3 separate regions of the Mus musculus genome follow, and regions 2 and 3 are each linked to region 1. Evidence: chromatin loops called from intact Hi-C (ENCODE). Cell type or tissue: left cerebral cortex. All regions are shown on one strand. Each heading gives the region's core, and the rest is flanking DNA. Links, peaks and the distances in the headings are about the cores only.

Region 1 (7,908 bases), core at 1,550-6,549:
TACAGAATTGGATGGCTGAATTTGAACAGATCCTTCGGGAATTGAGACTTCAGGTCAACTCCACGCGCTTGGACCTGTCCCTGACCAAAGGATTACCCAATTGGATCTCCTCAGCATTTTCTTTCTTTAAAAAATGGGTGGGATTAATATTATTTGGAGATACACTTTGCTGTGGATTAGTGTTGCTTCTTTGATTGGTCTGTAAGCTTAAGGCCTAAACTAGGAGAGACAAGGTGGTTATTGCCCAGGCGCTTGCAGGACTAGAACATGGAGCTTCCCCTGATATATCTATGCTTAGGCAATAGGTCGCTGGCCACTCAGCTCTTATATCCCATGAGGCTAGACTCATTGCACGGGATAGAGTGAGTGTGCTTCAGCAGCCCGAGAGAGTTGCAAGGCTAAGCACTGCAATGGAAAGGCTCTGCGGCATATATGAGCCTATTCTAGGGAGACATGTCATCTTTCATGAAGGTTCAGTGTCCTAGTTCCCTTCCCCCAGGCAAAACGACACGGGAGCAGGTCAGGGTTGCTCTGGGTAAAAGCCTGTGAGCCTAAGAGCTAATCCTGTACATGGCTCCTTTACCTACACACTGGGGATTTGACCTCTATCTCCACTCTCATTAATATGGGTGGCCTATTTGCTCTTATTAAAAGGATAGGGGGAGATGTTGGGAGCCGCGCCCACATTCGCCGTTACAAGATGGCGCTGACATCCTGTGTTCTAAGTGGTAAACAAATAATCTGCGCATGTGCCAAGGGTATCTTATGACTACTTGTGCTCTGCCTTCCCCGTGACGTCAACTCGGCCGATGGGCTGCAGCCAATCAGGGAGTGACACGTCCGAGGCGAAGGAGAATTCTCCTTAAAAAGGGACGGGGTTTCGTTTTCTCTCTCTCTTGCTTCTTGCTCTCTTGCTTCCTGCACCCTGGCTCCTGAAGATGTAAGAAATAAAGCTTTGCCGCAGAAGATTCTGGTCTGTGGTGTTCTTCCTGGCCGGTCGTGAGAACGCGTCTAATAACAACCTATAGGGTTGCAGACCCCTTTAGCTCCTTGAGTACTTTCTCTAGCTCCTCCATTGGGGGCCCTGTGTTCCATCCAATAGCTGACTGTGAGCATCCACTTCTGTGTTTGCTAGGCACCGGCATAGCCTCACAAGAGACAGCTATATCAGGGTCCTTTCAGCAAAATCTTGCTGGCATATGCAATGGTGTCAGCATTTGGAGGCTGATTATGGGATGGATCCCCCGGTGTGGCAGTCTCTAGATGGTCCATCCTTTCATCTCAACTCCACACTTTGTTTCTGTAACTCCTTCCATGGGTGTTTTGTTCCCAATTCTAAGAAGGGGCAAAGTGCCCACACTTTGGTCTTCGTTCTTCTTGAGTTTCACGTGTTTTGCAAATTGTATCTTGTATCTTGGGTATTCTAAGTTTAGTTTGATGATTCTTAATATAAAGCTCTCTCACCACTTATCAAAGCACTCATTTGGGGCTTGAGAGATGGCTCAGAGGTTAAGAGCACTGACTGCTCCTCCAGAGGTTATGAGTTCAATTCCCAGCAACCACATGGTGGCTCACAACCATCTATAATAAGATTTGATGCCCTCTTCTGGTGTGTCTGAAGACAGCAACTGTGCACTCAAATAAATAGATAGATAGATAGATAGATAGATAGATAGATAGATAGATAGATAGATGGATGGATGGATGGATGGATGGATGGATGGATGGATAGATAGATAGATAGATAGATAGATAGATAGATAGATAGATAGATAGATACATGCATACATACATACATACATACATACATACATAGATACATACATAGATACATACATACATAGATAGATAGATAGATAGATAGATAGATAGATAGATAGATAGATAGATAGATCGATCTTTAGGAAAAAAAATATTAAAGAAAAAATACCTGTATCTCACCAATGCCCCCCCTTTAAAAAAAAAGTACTCATTTGTCTTGAGGAACAACACAGGAATCATTAGATGACAAGACAAATTAGTCATTTCCTTTAAAAATTATCTTCCTGTTTGAGAAGACAACTGACAAATAAATTGTGATTACTTGAAATTAATTGTTTGGAAAATGTTTTCTTACCAATGATAAACTACATACTCTTAGATGGTTTGGAAAAAAAATATGCCTGCCACTCTAAACTTAGTAACTCCTAATACTTGGTTTTGAAAATAATATCGGTGGTAACATGAAGGAAAGTAGTTTGCTTGTTGTATAAAGAAACAAAGCAGCATTGCAATATCTGAACAACTCAATGAACCAGTATTTTCCAAATGGCCAATAAATGGCATCACAGTCATTCATGGGCAAAAACAGAGTCAAAATACCAAACAGACTATGGATTTTAGTTTCAGAGTGGTTGCTGTATTTGCCTACTTTCTATTTAAGGAAATAGCTTGTACCAGCTGGTTTTACTTTTTAATAAAGTGTATTTTATTTTATTTATTTTTAATGTATTTTATGTATATGAGTACTCATCTGCATGTACATCTGCTTGCCAGAAGATGACACTGGACAGTTGTGAGCTGCCATCTGGGTGCTGGGAATTGAACTCAGGACCTTCAGAAGATCGGTGGATGCTCTTAACCACTAGATCAGCTCTCCAACCCGCAAACCAACTTCATAAAGAGAAGAGTCTGGTTTCACTTACAGCTCTGGGAGGTCCCAAGGGCACAGCTCCTACATCTTCTCAATCCCACCTTGCTCTGACAAATTCCTCAAGGTGGGTGGCAGAACACATGAACGATGAAGATAAAACCCAAAAGAGGAATGCAGAGAGATTCCTGGTCATCTTCAGTTTTCATCTTGAGCAGTCCCTCCAGGACAGCAGCATGCCCTCGCGAACAGCTCTCCATCTTCCACATTCCCACACTGGAAACCAAGCTTCCAGCACAAGGATCTCCTGTTGACAGTCTCTCGGCTATAAAGCCTCACTACTGACCTGGTAGATTCTACCACTGTGGCCTTGTGCTTGACCTGAAACACAATGGGGGTCAGGGGAGGTAGGGGGCCACAATCAGAACAAAACTACCACTAGTTGAGGTTTGATGCAGCATCAAAGAAGCACCCCACACTTACTTAAAGGGTTATAAACATCCTCCTCCATTTATCGCTACGAATCTGGGAGGAGCTGGGGATTTCTGAGCTACATGACCTATCCCAGCAGAGGAGGAATAGGATATGAGAGCCGTGCAAAGGTCTTCATCAGGTATAAAGACCTTTGCAAAAATGACTGTCTCATCTCTTCTCACTAACGCCTTGTGTGTTGAAAATGTAGATTTTTTTTTCCCAATGTTGTAATGTAATAGGTTTCGCCCCTTTAAGGAATCAGCTTTAAAACGTCTTTCAAATGTCTTACTTCTACTTCCCTGTATAACAAATATCAATAAATACAACCTACCAGAAGCACTTTGGGGTCTTTAAGGATATAAATGGACCCCAAGGTAAGTATTTGAGAGTCATTTATTGTATTCTGACTGTGTGAGTCACGAATCTAAGGAGACGAAATTTGTATAGGAACCAGAGCAGGGCAAGTTTGACACTAAAGCTTATTAACCGCAAGAGAGTAACTATAACGATGTAAAGTGAATGTAAAATGAATGCTAAATATTACTCTAAGGCCAAGGGAAAGTACTCAAGGAAGGACAAATTTGGAAGTAGGATTCTTCCTCAAAGCAAGGATTCGGATACGATTAAAACATGCGGGGTTGGGCTCTTCAGATTGCAGAAGATCCTTGAAATGCCAGACAAAGCCTGATCCTCCGTGTTGAGGTAAATAGAAAATCCCTCTAAAGAGTGAGCCTGAGGGCTGAGCTCTACAGTTGAGAGCACTGTGGGGCTGAGCGCTTGGAGTCAAGTAACAGCACCGCGAGCCGCTCCTTTCTCCTGCAATGTTCCTCCTGCGCCCTCTACTGACGAAGCTGGAGTTTGCCGCAAAGGAGAAATACTTTATGTTTCCTTTATGCTTCAGGAAAAGGTGAGTATGCAGCTGAGAGATTATAAATAAGAACAGCAATCTGGGGGTGGGTGGAGGGAGGCAGGGAACCACATATAAGCCTCCTAGCATATAGTACACCTACTAATATTTCCAAAACTGTTCCATGGAATCATAGTTTAAGAAACTGATCTTTGTATGGTGCAAACGGTTGGTTTTCAGCCTCCTGTCTTACATGCACCCATTATTACGAGATTCCAAAGTCCACGCGTTAAGAAGCACATCTGGAAAGGACCACCACATCAGGAAGACTGCCAAGAGCCAAGTCCATGGTGTTACAGGAGAGTTAAATCTGAAGTATTTCTTGTTATAGTGCAGAAAGCCAGAGGGATCGATGACTCAATAAGGGCAATTCAGAAAAAATACATCAACAAAATGTTGCATTCAGAGACAATACTATGAAGATTTCCCTGTTAGTCCAGACCTCTCATTATGTGGGTTTTGAAATGCCCAGATTTCATGCACCTCCTAGGCTAGTGTATCTGTGGCATGGAGCACAATGTCCTAAAGTTTCAGAAACAAGGCCAGTTGCTTTTCAGAGCTCACAGAAAACTCTCAAGGTCTTGGTTGTCCTTCAAGTAATAGTAAATAGGCTCGAGTGCCTATTTACCCAAATCAAGATAGATCTCTGCTTCCTCGGGACTCTGCATCTTTCATCTTTTTTCATCCCCGGAGCTAACTTATTTTGTCTATGTGGTCCTTTTCCCCGCAGACAGTGAGCACCTCAAGGGCAGGAAGCAAGCCTCATTCATCTTTGTCCCGAGAGCCACGCACAATGGATTGACGTGAACGTCCCGAGAGCCACGCACAATGGATGGACGTGAACTAGTCTCCCACCTGTATTGGTTGACCCAAATATGTTAACATTAAGTGAAAGTGAATCTTGCACTTATTCCCGGCTTGCAGGAGGGCGGGCTAACACACTTAGCTGGGTTTTGCCGTGAGCAGTCTTCGAGGCATTTTGAAAATGGTGGTCTTCAGGGCAATCACTTTGAAAGAGGCAGAGTGTTCAGAATTTGTGGATCTGGAATGCACGAATATAACTAATTCAAAACCCTGAAAAATAAGCAGGCATTATTTTATACAGCACTTCTGATATCACTTGCCTAAATGTGATGTTGCTCTTTTCTCCATCCTCATATCTCGTATCTCTTATCTGAGTCTTGATCATCCATCATTTAAGACAGTACTATCTGGTACAACCTAAAGATCATCAGTAGCATGTAGATTGCCAAGCTTATTTTAAACCTTCTCTAAAAGTAGCTGGTTATGATCAACTGGCTTAAAAGGCTTGAACGTGTGTGTGTGTGTGTGTGTGTGTGTGTGTGTGTGTGTGTGTGTGTGTGTGTGTTACACAAACATACATTCAAAAGTTCTCAGGTTTCAATATGAATTTATTTCTCATGATTGAAAAGTCCTCCGCACATAAGAGCAGCTCTCCAGGGCGACTACAGTGCACGTGACTCCGTGATTAATGCGACACTCACATTGAGACTCAGACTTCTCAAGACAAACTTGAATGGAGTGGGAATATCGTGTCTTTGTACCCTGTGCCTGGGCTCTGAACTGGCATTGCAGAAGCCATAGCACTATGGCAGAATCAGACACATACATATACCTCTTTCTTGCTCCAAGGATTCTGGGAAACACATTCCTCACTGGGTTGGTGAGCTCTGATGTCCACTTAGAAAGCATCACAGGGGCTTTATCAGTTAGCCACATACAGCAATTCTCCCATCAGCCCACTCCCCTGGAAAAGCCACCCAGGACATGCACATAACAGAAACAACAGGTGGAAGAGACTGCTTGCTGCTTCCACTGAAAGTAAACCTGAGCAGAGACCTAGTGCAGGTTCCCTGCATGCCCTGGAAGCAGAAACCCCTTCACCTTTCTCACCCATGACCTTATTATTATTATTATTATTTATTTTTAAAAGATGTATTTATTTTTTGTTTGTGGGCACACCTGAATATATATCTGGATCAGATGGTTGACCACTGAGGATCTCTCCAGATCCTCTTCTCTTCTCTTCTCTTCTCTTCTCTTCTTTTTTTTCTTTCTTCAATTAGCTTACTAGGTAACTGATTTTTCATGGCATTTTCATAAGAACTTAGTTTTGGTTGACTCTCCTCCCACCCATTCTTCCATTTCTATACTCCGGTCCCTGCTTAGACTTCCCTTCCCAGGACTTCCCTTTCTACACTCCAACTGCATGTGTTCTAGTACCCTTCTCATCAGCTCCCTTAAAGGCTCTCTTCTCCTCTCATGCATTCCTTTCTACTTGCCTGGCCGCCCACTCACTTGAGCAAAGATACGAACATACACAATTGAGAAGCTGCACACACAAGAGAGAGAGAGAGAGAATGCACTCACCTTATTTATGTGAATGCTTGTTTGTTGAACACATGTGTTCCAATATGGTTGAAAGTATTAATAATTTCATGACATCTGACCTGGAAGGATGTCTTAACCAGAAAACAAAACAAAAGTTAACCCTGAAAGGTTTCAGCATTCTCAAAAAAAAAAAAAAAAAAATCAGAACACCATCTAGGAATGGAGTCATGTGTGAAGAAGAATCTTGAGTGCTGGTGAGAACATCCCAAGAAAACAAGAGTCTTGTGACCTCTGTTTCTTCAAAGCACAGACTTGTTCTTGGAATGTGTTTTCATGCTGCTCCTGGTGAGTCGGATAGGAGTGAGCTTATTTCAGATTACTCACTATTGCTTGCTGTTGTTAATCAATTAAAATGCTAACTATCCTTTATATGCCTCTATGCACAAACAGGCTCCTGCTGCCTGTGGCTTGTCCTTGTGTTGTATACAGCTTGAACTAATGAGAACTGTACTTATGTGGTTTCTCTTAAACCTCTGGGTATAAATTGCCGGATGCTCTGAGTTTGCTAGTGCATGAGACTTTAGTCTTGCCTCGTTCATTGGCTCAGTTCTCCCAGATCCCCTCACCTCTAGAGCAATGGCAAAAAATAGCTTATTTTATTTTTTTAATCTGGTTATTAATATAACTCACCACCTACAACAATTCTTTTAACAATTCCATAAATCCTCAAAAGGAACATGAATGCAAATAATGGTAACTATAGAGCTCTAAGTCTCACACTAACTCCTTTCTTCAAAGAAATGGCTTCATTCTTTTTGTTTGTTTGCTTGCCTGCTTTGGCAGCCCTTTGAGGTTATTGATACTCCCATTTCTTAGTCAAGTAAACTGAGGTTCAAAGCACTAAGTCAAATGAGGTAGCCAGTGGGTATCTTAAGCCACCCTCGGTCCTGCTCACAAGAAACCTCCCATAGGCACCTCACATCAAGCAGAACTTGAAGACACTGGGCTGACAGCCAGGGTCAGACACTGTGCTGCATGATAAGTGTAATCAAGAGACCTATCATCAGAGTAACCACAGTTCTGTTAAAAAATACAAGCTAATCATATCCTTTTGTACTCATCCTTACACCAATTTCTTTTTCTAATGAGTCACTGAACAAAATGTAGTCTTGGAGCACGGTCAGAACTGCACTCCCACCCACAACTAAATAAGCACTCAATAAAATCCCTATAACAAGTAAGTAAGCATATGGATTTTTTTTTAAAAATTCAGCTTTTATTTTGTTTGGAAAATTTGCAGAACACTGGTTCTTACTCTCTTATAATAAATGAAAATAAAATAATAATGAAAAATGCTAATAAACACCAGAAAGCTAATAGAACTGAGGTAAACGAGACAATAATTATATTCACATGGCTGAAGTGACAGATCTTTAGCTTCAGATGATTATTAATGGGGTGCGTAATCAATTGTGATCATTATATGGAAGAATAAAACTAAACTAAAACTACCAGGAACCAATGTGATGGCAGCACACCTTAAACC
Region 2 (7,908 bases), core at 1,747-6,746, 100 kb before region 1:
CATCTTTTACACCTCTGACATCTGCCATGCCCTTTAATAACATCTCCTGTCCACTGCAGAGCCCCAACACTTCATATTTCAAAACACCTTCAATCTTAAATTAGCCTCTAAAAAGCATTTCTGTTTCCACAATGTCTTTCCCATTGTATAACATGCTGATCTGCATACATTGCCTTCCTTTTCTCCAGAATCTGTTTCCAAACCCTTGGACTATTGCTTCAAATGATAGGTTTGAGAATAAGATCATGATTTTTTATCCCTGCTGAACTCTCTCATTCCCACCTTCTAGTGAGAACTATTAGAGGTGGCATAGAGAAATCGAAACCATGTAGATTTTGCAGGCAGCCCAGGGGTTAGAAGACTTTCATAAGTATTCACTCAACTTCCGAGGCCTCAACTCTAGTTAATAACAGTATTTGTGCCAGTCTCCAAAGACTTCCCTAAGTAACATATAATATAAAAATGCAGGATGCTCAGCCCATGTTTATAACAGCATATATTCAAAAATACCTGTGCCAAGGTTCTCTAGAGAAAGGAAAACAAATAGGATAGAGGGTGAGATTTATTATAGGTCACTAACTCAAATTATAGATATCGAGAAGCCTCAAAGTATGCCATCTACAAGCCAGAGACCCAGGAAAGCTGGTGGTGTCACTCAAAGGTAAGAGCTCAGAAGACCAAGGTCAGATCCACATCCCAGCTCAGGTAGCCAAAGAGAACTCAATCTTCTCCTACCTTTCTGTCCCACCCCAGCCCTAAACACGTTGGATGGTGTCAACTTACTCTGGTGAGAATAGATCTTCTTCGTCCAGTTCCCCAGTTTAAATGCTAATCCCTCTGAAATGCCTCAGGGGAAAAAATGTTTAGGCAGCTAGTTCGGGCATCTCATAGCCCAGTGAAACTGATAGAGAATGAATCATGGTGATGTCATTTCCCTTTCTCACTTCTAATAGCAAAAGCCGAAGCCTACTGGGCACTTACATCATCCAAGGGACTCTGAAAATCTGAGAAAAGAAATGACAGCAACAAGAAATGAAAATAAGGGACCAGCTGCTCAACTGGGATCTTAGAATTGTAATTCTAGGAGCCCAGAGACCAGTAGAAACCCCAATATGTTGCTGTGTCAGGAAGGAGGTTAGTGAGTCATTTCAAGGATAAAAGGAGAGTTGTACAAGTTATTTATCAAGAAACTATTCAGTCTCCCCTGTGTATAGGTAGACCAGTTGAATGGACACCGCTGTTCTAGGAAATAGTAAGAATCTGCCCAATGTCGTGATGCATCTCAGCTTCAAGTTTATAATAGTAGTCACCAGAGCAAAGACAGAGTTCCTGGTGTCAACTTTCTCTCACACTTGCCATGTGCCTTACATGTATAAATGCCTTAATCATTCCAGCATCCCCATAAGTTTCTATTCACAGAGGAAACATGAAAGGGAAAGAGTAGAAAGTGACAAAGTCAAATACAAAAAAACATTTCATTCTAGAAAAATAGCTAAAATGACTCTGGCACAAAAGAACATTGAACAATGTGCCTTTGAACATGCAAACCTAGTTGAAAAGGTTCAGGAAAGGTACTGGAAGTTCATGGAAGTATCAACAGACAGGAAGTGCCCCAGCTCCTTCAGTTGCTAGCATTGTGATTGTTGATGGACACCTGTCTCAGGCCACGGAGGTGATTAAGACTACGCTGTTCCCCTTCTCCTTATAATGGATGGCTCTGCTGGGCTGTGACTATTAATCCTGTAACCATAGAATGTTACATAGAATGTTCCTGAAAGATAGGCTAACACATCTGCATTGTAAGAAGAAATCTACAAATGTTCTGCCAAAAAAAAACCCCAAAAAAAAACAAAACAAAACAAAACAAAAAAACAAAAACAAAACAAAAACAAAAAACAAAAAAAAAAAACCCTTTGTTTGGAAATCCATGCTTCTTATTTCTATACTCAAAAGGGGCAAATTTTAAGTACTAAGCAGTTGACAACGTAGAATCACAATTTGTTACCATTGGGAAATATTTTTAAAGACTGTCCATTTCCTCCTCTTATAGGAGCAGTCACCCAGCAGTCTATTCAAGGTTATAGGCAAATTCCTCTGTAGCCCTCTATAGCACAACCACACAGATCAACAGTGGGTATCAGGATCATTTGACCAGGAAAAGAGACACCTCATCACAGATTAAAAGGATATTATCTGGCATACTACATACACAATGACTTGCTTCTGCCTCATAGTAATCAAAAGAAATTAATCCAGGCCTAGTCTAGAGAAAATATTGGGATTGTAGATGACAAAATGTCCTCCCTACCAGAGTATGAGTGGAAACCTTGGTCCCTGGGGCTGGGACTATTTGGTCAGGTTCTAGAAACATTAGGAGACAACATAGATCACTAGGGTAAGTATTTATAGGTTTCTTGTCCACGGTCCTTTCCCATTTCACTCTCTGATTCCTACCAGATGTGAGATAAACAACCCTAAGCCACATGTTCCATGTCCTACCCAAGTGCACAAGGCCAAGAGAACATGGACAGAGCCCTCTGGGATCATATGCACAAACGAATCCTTCTTCCTTTGTGTTATCAATACCAGATGCTTTAACATGACGACACACACACCCCACCAAAAAAAAAGAAAAGAAAAGAAAAGAAAAGAAAAAAGAAAAAAGTGCCTAGTAGAGTCTGACATGCTCTGAAGCACCAACTTTAACTAAGCAGAGTCACTTCAGTTGGAATTTTTAGCCCCAAACCATAACCACGGTACTATTTCAAGTTCCATTGTGAATACTGAACTTTGAAGGCAAGTCACCGTCCTAGTTAAGAGATCTGATGCCAGAATCTCTGTCACCTTCAAGGGGTATGCGATTCCTTAAGCTATTTATTCATCCATTACTTTGATTGAAAGAAATAAAATTCCCACATCACAAGGTTATTATGAAGTTTAAATTGGTAAATCTACGTAAGATATTTAAAATGGTGTTTGCCATAGAGTTGGTAGTGGTATTATGGGGATGCACTTTAAAAGCCCACACTATGGTCCAAAGATATTGGAGCCCTGGGGAGTAGATCTCATGCAGAAGCTTTCTGTGAATTCTCAAATGAACTCTTCAAATTTTGCTTGGGGAACATTTTAAAACATGCCCTGTCCAATCACTAATTCAGAACTGCAACATCTGTGGTTACAAATCTTACATGTTTCTGGGCTCCAGTGGGCCTTTGCCCTGTGTTCTGCCACCCCAGAGCACTGGCTTTGACTCATAGAGAAGACGATTGCATTCACATGCTGTAATAAAATCATGCATTCTGATGCCTAAGTTCTACCATGGCTAGTTCACAGCCAATCAGTTCTTCACTGCATCTGTTAGAGACAGACACAGGAAAGGCTAGGTTATAGAAAGCTATATATTCACGATTGGAAAGCCTCACATTTTCTGAAAATCTCGTGGAGTTCAGCCCATGACATCACTGACTCCGTTCCTGAGACTCAATGTCTAATCAACCTACACATTGTGACCCCGTCTCAACAAGTTGTGATCTGAAGTCACTCACAAAATTTTAAAGAGACACACATATTGTGAGGTCAGTGGCAGTGGAAAGCTGGGTTGTCATAGGTTGAGAGCCCAATTTTTTATTTTTAGATCATCTCTATATGTTACTTAATATCCATACGACTGTTGCTTAAATCATTTTGCTTTATACAAGCAGACCCTAACTTTCATCAACCCAGCAGTTTAAAATGTCATCAGATAGCACCTGAGCCCTGTAACAGAGCTACCTGACATTTCCAGCAATGTACATAAAAAGTATCTATTTATGACTGTGTTCTGGCTCTACAAAAAGTTCATGAAATTCTTACTATGTTGGAAAAATTGGGATAACCTGAATCTATGCTCCTCATGTTTGGCTCCAATATAAACCATCTCTTTTTCTAGAGTTGTGTTTTCGTATCACCAGACTCAATGACTTAAACTTCAAACACTCAATAGACAGACACCTGTCACATGCACACAGTTTTGTGTTTGGTGAAATTTCCTGGCTTGAGACAACAGCACACACCCATGTAACTGTGCCCAACATGCCTGTACCCACTTCTAGCACTCAGCATATACCAGGTTATAATACACTCCATGAAGACTTGTTAGAAGAGGGGCTTCTAATCATTTCCACGCACTGTACAGCTAATCTTTAAGCTATTTCTCACAACAGGTTTTTTTTTCCTTACACTCTTCATTTTACAATTAATGAAACTAAAGTCCCTTTTGATTCTAGGACACAAGCCTCCACCTGTATCTCTGAGATTCTTGTATATAATGTCACTGTATGCATATAAAACATCAGAGGGAGCAGACAGAGCTGAGATGTCTCTCAATTAGAATGCCACACATCTCATCTCAGAGACCCCACCAGCCATAGAAAATATCTTTTTTACACTCCAATCAAAATTTGGCAGTACACCTGAGAAAGTTGACAATATGCTACCACAGGCAAGCTGAGGATCTCTCTCAATAGGGAGAGTTGTCAAGAAACACAGACGGCAAATAGAATCCTGGGAGGTCTAAATGTGGTTGGGCTTAAACCTATCTCTCTTACAACCCTCCCTCTACTCCAGGCTTCTCCTAGCTGCTGCAACACTGCTAAATCTCTATTTTATCACCTCCCACTCACCCAATCTGCTCTCCCCAGCTCCGCTCTCCTGAGATGGTTTCCTCCAGTGCAAAAGAGGCTTTTCCCCTTCACTTACAAACACCATTAGAATAGGATCCAGTCACTTGACTTTCTTTCTATTACCATGCCCAACTTAATAATTATATCCAGCATAAAATAACTGGCATGAAGAAGAAAAATTGAAATGATTACACTAAAATCACCCAGAATTCCACAGGTGAGAGTGATACAGTTAACTTGGCACACATCCTTCCCGACTTCTACATGCAGACAAGCACATGGCACATGTATTGCAAAACAATACAACACAACCAATTCGAAACCTGTGGGGAGGGGTGTCTTTGTTTTGTTTTGCTTTGCTTTGCTTTATTCGTAACTATGTTAATACATGAAAACAAGTAAACGTCATCACAACCACATCATCAATTCTCTATTGGTGGATATGTAGGTTGCTTACACTGTGTTTAATGTTCTAGCAACACTTTATGAGCATCATTGAACATTGCTCAGGTTAAATGCAAAGGGTCTGGTTAGACCACTCTCTCTAGAGAATCCTTTCATGGCTTCCCTTGATTTGAAGGATAAATTCCAGACATACTGGCTTACCTCCCTCCTGTCTTGTGCCCCTTCACTTTCTTACACAGTGCCCATGTGAGTTCTGCTGTGGTTAGTCTTGGGTGCATTCCCTCCACTTCATTAACCCTTTCTTTTTTTCTTCTGGTTTCAAATTTAAGCATAAGCATAATTTTCGAGAAGTTCCTTAAGTTTGACTTTGCCCCCACTACACTAAGACACAGAAAATTTAATCTTAATGTGTTAAGGAATAATTTAAGGTATAATCATGACTTTATACAAATATATTAATAAAATGATAATGTGACAAAATTTTAATATAACTCATTAAATAATGATGGAACCAGTAATATTATTAGAATTGGTTGAAATGGGAATTTGAGCAATCACATACATATCTAAGCAGAAAAGTGATGCCAGAATGAATTTATGAATATATGCAAAATGGACCTGTCATAGGGCAAAAATCAGTTACATCCCATCTCACCTAATTTGCCTTTCTATAATCAATAATCGTCTTCAAGAGCATTAGTTTTCTGTAAGTAACAGGTCTGTAAAAGAGCTGATGGACATGAAAGGCAGAAATGATTAGGCAAGGAGTGTTTAAATGAAATTCTCCATCATACTTTTTGTCTATTGTTACCTGTCCAATCATTCCCAAAAGTTACTCCTTGGAATCTTTGTGCATGTGTACATGCACATGCATGCACATACAGACACCCAGGTACATACATGCACACCTACTTTTGTAATCTGGAATATATGAGAGCTCTAACATAACAGAAAACTCAGAACCTCTTTCAGTGTCTATTCTACTCTGGCCACTGCTGGACGCTCAATGGCTTTCTTGTGGTGCTGTGTAGCAAGGGTACTCTATTGCCTCCATGGTCATTTATTTTGAGCATATGAGATACAGATTGGAGAACAAAAGGGACAATTTGTTCAGAAGGGACAATGTCCACTGAAGGGGGAAAAAGAAAATAAGACAGAGATAGAAAGATGAAAGAACTGAGTAATCAACGTTTAGTCTCATGGAAAAATTCATTTTATAATGAGCTATTCTATCTAAGGGACAAAAAAGATGGGGTATTTACACTAAGCTCTTTGGGGTCTTTGGTAGATGGTCAGTTCCAAAGCAGTCCTTTGGGACTTTTGAGAGACATATAGAGCCAGGTGATTGGAAGCCCACAGAAACATACAGAAGGAACACCACCACCCCACCCCACCTCCAATATAGCATTTGTAGTGCACAGACTGAAGTGAGAAAGCTGACTGGACCTGGGAGCTCTGCAGCATCCTGAAGTATTAGGCTCACCTCTGGGCCCTGCTTCCTTCCTGTCCCAGGCATTCATGATGGCAGAGAACATGGGTCTTGTACTTATGAAACCAACAGCTCCTCTCCTTTTCTGGTCCTGTATCTCCCTTCACCCACCCAAAGCCGACCTTCCTACTCCCACCAATGTCCATTTCTCTCTTCAGTTTCCCATGAGGAGCTCACACCATGCAAAACTAGAAGCCCAAATAGGAAGCACATTTCCCTGCAAGCCACAGAAGCACTGAAGCTGAAGTCTCAACTGCTAACAATAGAGACAAAAAAAAAAAAAAACTATTGAAAACAAAATATGAGTCATGTTTCAAACTTTATTCTGCTGCAGACACTGTGCTGCAAGCTGCCACAGGGAAGAGATTGTAAACAGGCAGCCTCTTCAGTCTCTTGGGATCTGCTGCTGCCTGCACAAACAGTACCCTCCTCTTGGGTTCCTGGGATGGCTCACTGGGCAGCAGAATGAAAATCCAGGCAATCTGAGGACTGCTCAATTCTCAGCACAAACACATAGGACATCCCAACCCCCACATCCCAGTGGGTGTTTTCTAGACTGTTCCATCATTAAGGAAGCTGTCTTCCCTGCAAAGTCAAAACTCTGAGGAAGATTTCGTTTTAACTCTAGACTAGGATGTAACTGTTTAACAGCCTGCCTTCTTCTCCATGCAGTCCGCATTATTATTTTAAAGTTATTTTATCTCCTAGAGTCTTGATAGGAACAGACATATCTGCCATTTACTTGAAAATTTAATAAGCAGCAGCATCTACATACATATAGTCTCTTAGGAATTTCCACAGGCACAGAGTACAGGAAACATTTTTAAATGAAGGGTTTGGGTTCAGAGAGAATAAGAATACCTTTTGGGCCACAGGGAAACAGCTGAAACTGGGGTTATGACCGTCTACATCTGACAGCCTACTATACACCATATAATACATAGTAAGTATTTTGTTTCTTAAATTCTGAATTAAATCTTGGAAGATACTGGAGGTATTATCCGATGCTACAAGTTCATGAGGAAGCCTGTAGAGAGGCTTAGTGGCTACAGTGTTTACTGTTCTTGCAGAGGACCTGAGTTCTGTGCGCAGCACCCACATCAGGCAGCTCACATGTGCCTGTAACTCCATATCCAAGGGATCCAACACCATCTTCTGGCCTCCATTGCTCACATTCACATACCAACATACAGATACACACACATATATATGCTTTTTTAATCTTTCAAAAATTGTTATGAGATGATAAAAACAATAGCTTTCTCCCTCAAGTTTCTTTCTTTTTTTTTTTAAATTCTATACAGGAATGTTTAGCTCTTTCAATTGTTTGACTAATAGGTGCAACAACATTAT
Region 3 (5,000 bases), core at 1-5,000, 920 kb before region 1:
CTTTGCAGAACCAGGTGATGCTTCTTGCTGCTGATTCTCATAAAGGCAGGTGATGAGCACTCTACACGTTTTATTCATGTGCTCATTTTTAGTTTTATTTTACCCATGTAGTTCATGTAAGTGGTACATATCTGTAGATTCTACCATTAGGCACCTTGTCATCTCCTTTGTATAGCCTTTTGCATTTTACTTTGGGCCAAGATATCTAATGACAAAGATCGAATTAAATGAAAGGACAAAATTATTTAGGGTGACCTTAGACTTTTCTAGATTCCTTTGGGTGCACACATATCAGAATACCTACGATCACAAAGTCTGCGACTTGGAACAAGCCATCCATCACACATGAGGGCGACAGTGACGCGAATGTTGGCATGTGCCTGCCCCTGTAAAATGTGTGGTTGCCTTAGGAGAGACATGTGTGCAGTCCCTAAGTTTTAGCTTCTGTTTGACTTCCTTACTCTTCCTTTTCCTTTATATCAGCCCTTACCTTCATCATCTCCCTTAGATACTTTCTGTTTGATGCTTGTTATCTTCTCCTTATGGCTAATGCCTGCCCCATCCTTGAAGGCATAGCGAAGGATGCCCCACACATCTCCCTGTGTAAACTGCAGTGTGCTGTTCCTCTTGCAATTAGAACTTTCTGCTTCACAGACTTATGTAGCCTTCACGGTCCTCTGCTTCCAAGGCTCTTTTCCATGAGGTCATAGTGTCTTGGAATGCCTCCGTGTCCCAGTGAACAGATGCATTTAAGGAATAGTGCTTATAAGACCTTTCCAGACTCAAAGGGTAGTCTAAGGAGTGTCCATTAGGTCTGACTACTGAAAACACAGACTTGGGTGCTCAGCCCCTTCTCACGGACTGTGCACATGTTGCCCTTAATCCACATTTAAAACCCTCATACCTTCATATGGCTCTATAATTTCCCATGGGAGTTTCAGGTCCTCTGCTTCACAGAATCTGGACGTTCCAGTGGAAAACACTACTCTGTCATGTTTCCAGTTTCTGTCTGTTTTTTTCTCACTTCCTCCTCCTTCCCAAGTTCCCTCCCCAGATCTAAGAAGGATCACAATGAATGTTACCTAGAAAGATTTTACTGGTTAATGACAGATTTGTGAAATTCATTAACCCTAAGTAAGGGTCTTTTGTAAACTTCTTTTAGTTTTGTTGGAAGAAGGAAGATTTTGAAGGCTGAGTAACACATATACAACATCCAGCACAGAAGTGAGACAGGTTTCTTCCTTGGCCCATGGGAATCCAACATTATAGATACTGCAATACAACCTGCAATCACTGGCTAGCTCTTCAATCTATAGGACCTTCCTATTTATTTTATGTCCCCTTTGAAATCTAAAATGCCAGGAAGAAGAAATCAACAAACAGGACAGAATTCTCTTGAAGCTAATTCTGTGTTTCAACGTGGCGAGGGCTGTATGTGTGGGCATTTCCCTAGAAGGAACCTTTCCCAAGACTCAAAGGATACACAGAGCGCACGCTGTGGACAGTGCCTCCATGGTCTCTACTGGCAGACCTGAGAGCCAATCACCGCACAGGGCAGAGACAGATCACACTGAAGCTCAGAGATGTTTGCAGTCATATTATGGCAAGAAAAACTTTCAGAAATCCCAGTGACTGGGAAACATTTTTTTGAACACACACACAAATACACACACACACACATACACATGCACACACACACTCTTGCAGGACACAGAGAGAGAGCTTGCACAAAAGCTTTTATTTTCTTCAGTCCATTTCTGTTTCTTCTACATGCAATCCTGATGACTGTAAAAGACACAGGTGACTGGGACCAGCTGGGGAGTCTCAGGATGGAGTGTGACTGTCATCAGGTGTGTCTCCTTGGACATGCAGCTGGATAGCACTGGGTTTTCAATTTCATCTGGAAAGTGGATACCCACCCACCTTGTATGGTGAGAATCTGAGGTAAGGTGTGTCACACGCAAGCACTCGGTGTGGCGAGTATTAGGACATGATTGTTAGGAAGCACAACACACACAGTGAACACCACAACCTCATTTCTTGACATCAACACACATTCACTCAGCTTTCAGGACTTGGGCTTTTGTTGGGGACACAAAATATGAGAATGCCCTTCTGCCCTCCAAGAACATACTGTCCCCTTAGGAATGATTTAAACAGATTAAGAAATCTACCCTGGGTTCACAGTTCAAGTGTCTCAGGAAATCACCTTCTTTTGACAAAACTGTTTTTCATTACATGACAGGCTGGATGACAAAAACGACCTGCTTGAACCCAGAAAGGGTGACCAACATTAAGCAGGGTATGGATTGGGGGAGCTACACTTACCACAAGAACTTTGAACTCATTTTTTTTTCTTTTGCTTTTTGTTTTGTGTGTGTGTGTGTGTGTGTGTGTGTGTGCGTGCGTGTGTGTTTAGTATTGCCTCTCCTTTCTGGATATTGGTAGCTATTTCTTTTTCCGAAGCTAATCCTTACCATCTCTTTCTTCCACTTTAATATGAAAATATCTTTCTATCATTGTAACCCATCCCAAAGGAGATTGCATCTTTGCATGCTAATCAAGAATCTTCACAGTCATTTTTAACATTGGAGAGGTCCCGGGCTGGAGATGCGCAGCCCCACCCCTTTATTCATGTATGCAAATGAGCTATCCTGTCTGCGGAGCCTATGCTGGTTTTGCTGGGCTGTGTGCTGTAGGTGGCAGAACTAACTCAGATAAGAGCTGGTCTCCTGAGCAGCTAGGCATCACAATCTGGAAACAGCAAAGCCTTGCAACTGTTACAACAGAGTCAGGAAGATTAGGGAAGTAGGTTTCTGTTGGTCCCAACCAACTCTTGGAGCGGCGATCCTTGCTCTTTCTGATGTCTCAGAATCTCTTGAGAATCTGGTTTGGAAGTTGTTCAAGCCACCACAGTCTCATATGACTCTAGGTAAACATTCCTTTTTTCTTATAATAACTGTAAGCCAGACCTCAATGGCTTGTTTTTTTCTATACTGCAAGTGTGTGTGCGCACGCGCGCGCACACACACACACACACACATACACACACACAACATAATAATACAAGTCCATTGACTTGGAAGAACAATTTTATAGCAAAGTTGTGCCTGCCACCAAGTTCCCAGTGCATGAAAAGAAAGGTGGCAATCTGTATGTCGGTAGTATCTGCAACCTCTGCAACAGCATGTACGGAGGTTTGTAGTTTAATTTTGTCTCCTTCTGTGGCACTGTAGAATATCACCTGGTATCCGGGTAGCTGTGGAAAGGGTAGGGTCATCAAGTTCCAAGAGGAGCCTGTGCCTTGACTACACTTGAATATGAAACATTTCAACATGTGTGGGCTGCCCAGGTCAGTTAGGTCCCTTGGGAAGGTGAGGTCTCTTCCTCAAAAGGTGCCACTGTGCAGATTTAATGAGAGTGTAGGCTAGGCTTGCGCTGCACCATTCTAGTCTGACTTCCTGGGATCCTGACAAGGGGGATTTGCTGAATGAACGGATGCGTGGATGGATGGGTCAGATAGTGAAGCCAGATTAACAGCAAGGAGTCATTTGTCAGTAGCAGACAAATCAGGCACAGTCCCGTGGGCTTAGAAGTGATCAATCTATCCATCCAATAAATGACTGATTGCTTCTTCGGCGCAGAATGCTTGACCCAAATGCATATGTGTGGGCTGACTGGGCAGGGAGGCTTGGGTAAGTCTCAAGATTTCTGCAATTTCATATTAACAGAGAGCCTAGAAAATGTGGACAGCACGCTGCCTCTCTTTGTTTCCCTTTCATCTGATAGTTCTCTCGGAGGAGGACTCTGATTACCTTCAGCTGCACATACAGGCTCATCTGCTGCAGTTCATCTACAGAGTTGAACAAATAAGTGGCACTTGTCGGTGTTAGCCTTGAGCTACAGTAAAGCTGGTATCCTGAAGTCGGCATGTGGTTATCCCCATCTGCCACCAACAATCAAATTCTATCCTTTTTGAATAACACCTCATTGTGAATCATCTACACTTCTTTTTAACATCTACTTTTGGGCTATGTATGTATATAGTGTGTGTGTGTGTGTGTGTCTGTCTGTCTGTATGTCTATGAGTGAGTGCAGGTGTATTCTCTCTGGGATTGATGCGACAGAAGACAACCTCAGATATAGGTCCTCACCTCCCATTTTTGTTTGAAGCATGATCTCTCTGTTATTGGTTGTCCAGTATACCATGTCAGCTGATTTATGAGCTTGCCCCTTCCCCGAGTTTCAACATAAGAACATTAGACTTCTAATTAATTAATTAATTAACTAACTAACTAACTAGTGTGTCTATGTGTTGTGAGCCACTGAACTTGTGTTGAGGTCAGAAGATAACTTGTTGTTGGTTTTATCCTTTTATTATCTATGTTCTGGGTGATTAGGCTTGGTTGGAAGCAATTTACCCATCATTGACCTATCTCACTGGCCCCACATTGAGCACTTCTATGTGCATTCTAGGGATTCATAGTCGAGTCTTTCCATTTGTATGGCAAGGGAGTTACCCACTGAGCCAGCTCCCTAGCTCTTATCTACTTTTTATATCCAGGACTTTGCAAGGATTCAGGTGGACACCTTGCTCACATCTCTGCTTAGGCCTTTTCCCTTATTTATATCCCTTCCTCTCTTCCATCCAGCCATCAAACCAGGATGTTGAGAATCAATGTTCTATGTGCCAGATCTGGCCATCTTGTCTTCCAAAACCCCCTTTTATGTACAATAACAAAGATGAACAGGTGGACCAAATTCCTATGATGCACAAACCCAAAGCCATTTGTTATTTGCCCTTCTGGAATGTATGTTGACTCTTATTCCAAACACTGCTAGTCTAAGGAGGAAGACAGCAAATGACTCGTCATGCTCTCATGGCCGTGTAAAAGCAGAAGCAGACAGCCACTCAATTCATTGCTTCTTTCATTGACAACGATTTGTTTTTAGAAACAAAAAAAAGTCAGATGAACTAGACAAGGCATCTAGTGACGCAG

What was found. Peaks named below come from ENCODE experiments on the same cell type or tissue, not always from the same donor. Only the 100,000 strongest peaks of a DNase experiment are listed, where the experiment ranks them.
Region 2: it touches region 1 in a loop (2.9-fold over the local background); 8 of 42 quality-filtered maps call a loop at or near these places.
Region 3: a loop joins it to region 1, with 4 times the contacts of the local background. A loop is called at or near these places in 10 of 42 quality-filtered maps.

Annotation. Positions count from the first base shown.
Region 1 is chr5:45,398,925-45,406,832 of GRCm38, forward strand. The region is part of intron 1 of D5Ertd615e (DNA segment, Chr 5, ERATO Doi 615, expressed); the gene reads right to left. Among named protein-coding and RNA genes, the nearest start is that of D5Ertd615e, 22 kb to the right of the region's middle. In left cerebral cortex, for the core only: a CTCF peak has its summit at 3,941 (motif pointing left); a DNase peak (open chromatin) is centred at 3,921.
Region 2 is chr5:45,294,448-45,302,355 of GRCm38, forward strand. The region is part of intron 4 of D5Ertd615e (DNA segment, Chr 5, ERATO Doi 615, expressed); the gene reads right to left. Among named protein-coding and RNA genes, the nearest start is that of D5Ertd615e, 130 kb to the right of the region's middle. In left cerebral cortex, for the core only: no CTCF peak of the experiment used is centred there; a DNase peak (open chromatin) is centred at 4,638.
Region 3 is chr5:44,480,938-44,485,937 of GRCm38, forward strand. The region is part of intron 5 of Ldb2 (LIM domain binding 2); the gene reads right to left. Among named protein-coding and RNA genes, the nearest start is that of Gm40297, 53 kb to the left of the region's middle. In left cerebral cortex, for the core only: a CTCF peak has its summit at 2,705; DNase peaks (open chromatin) are centred at 2,701 and 3,792; H3K27ac peaks cover 325 bases.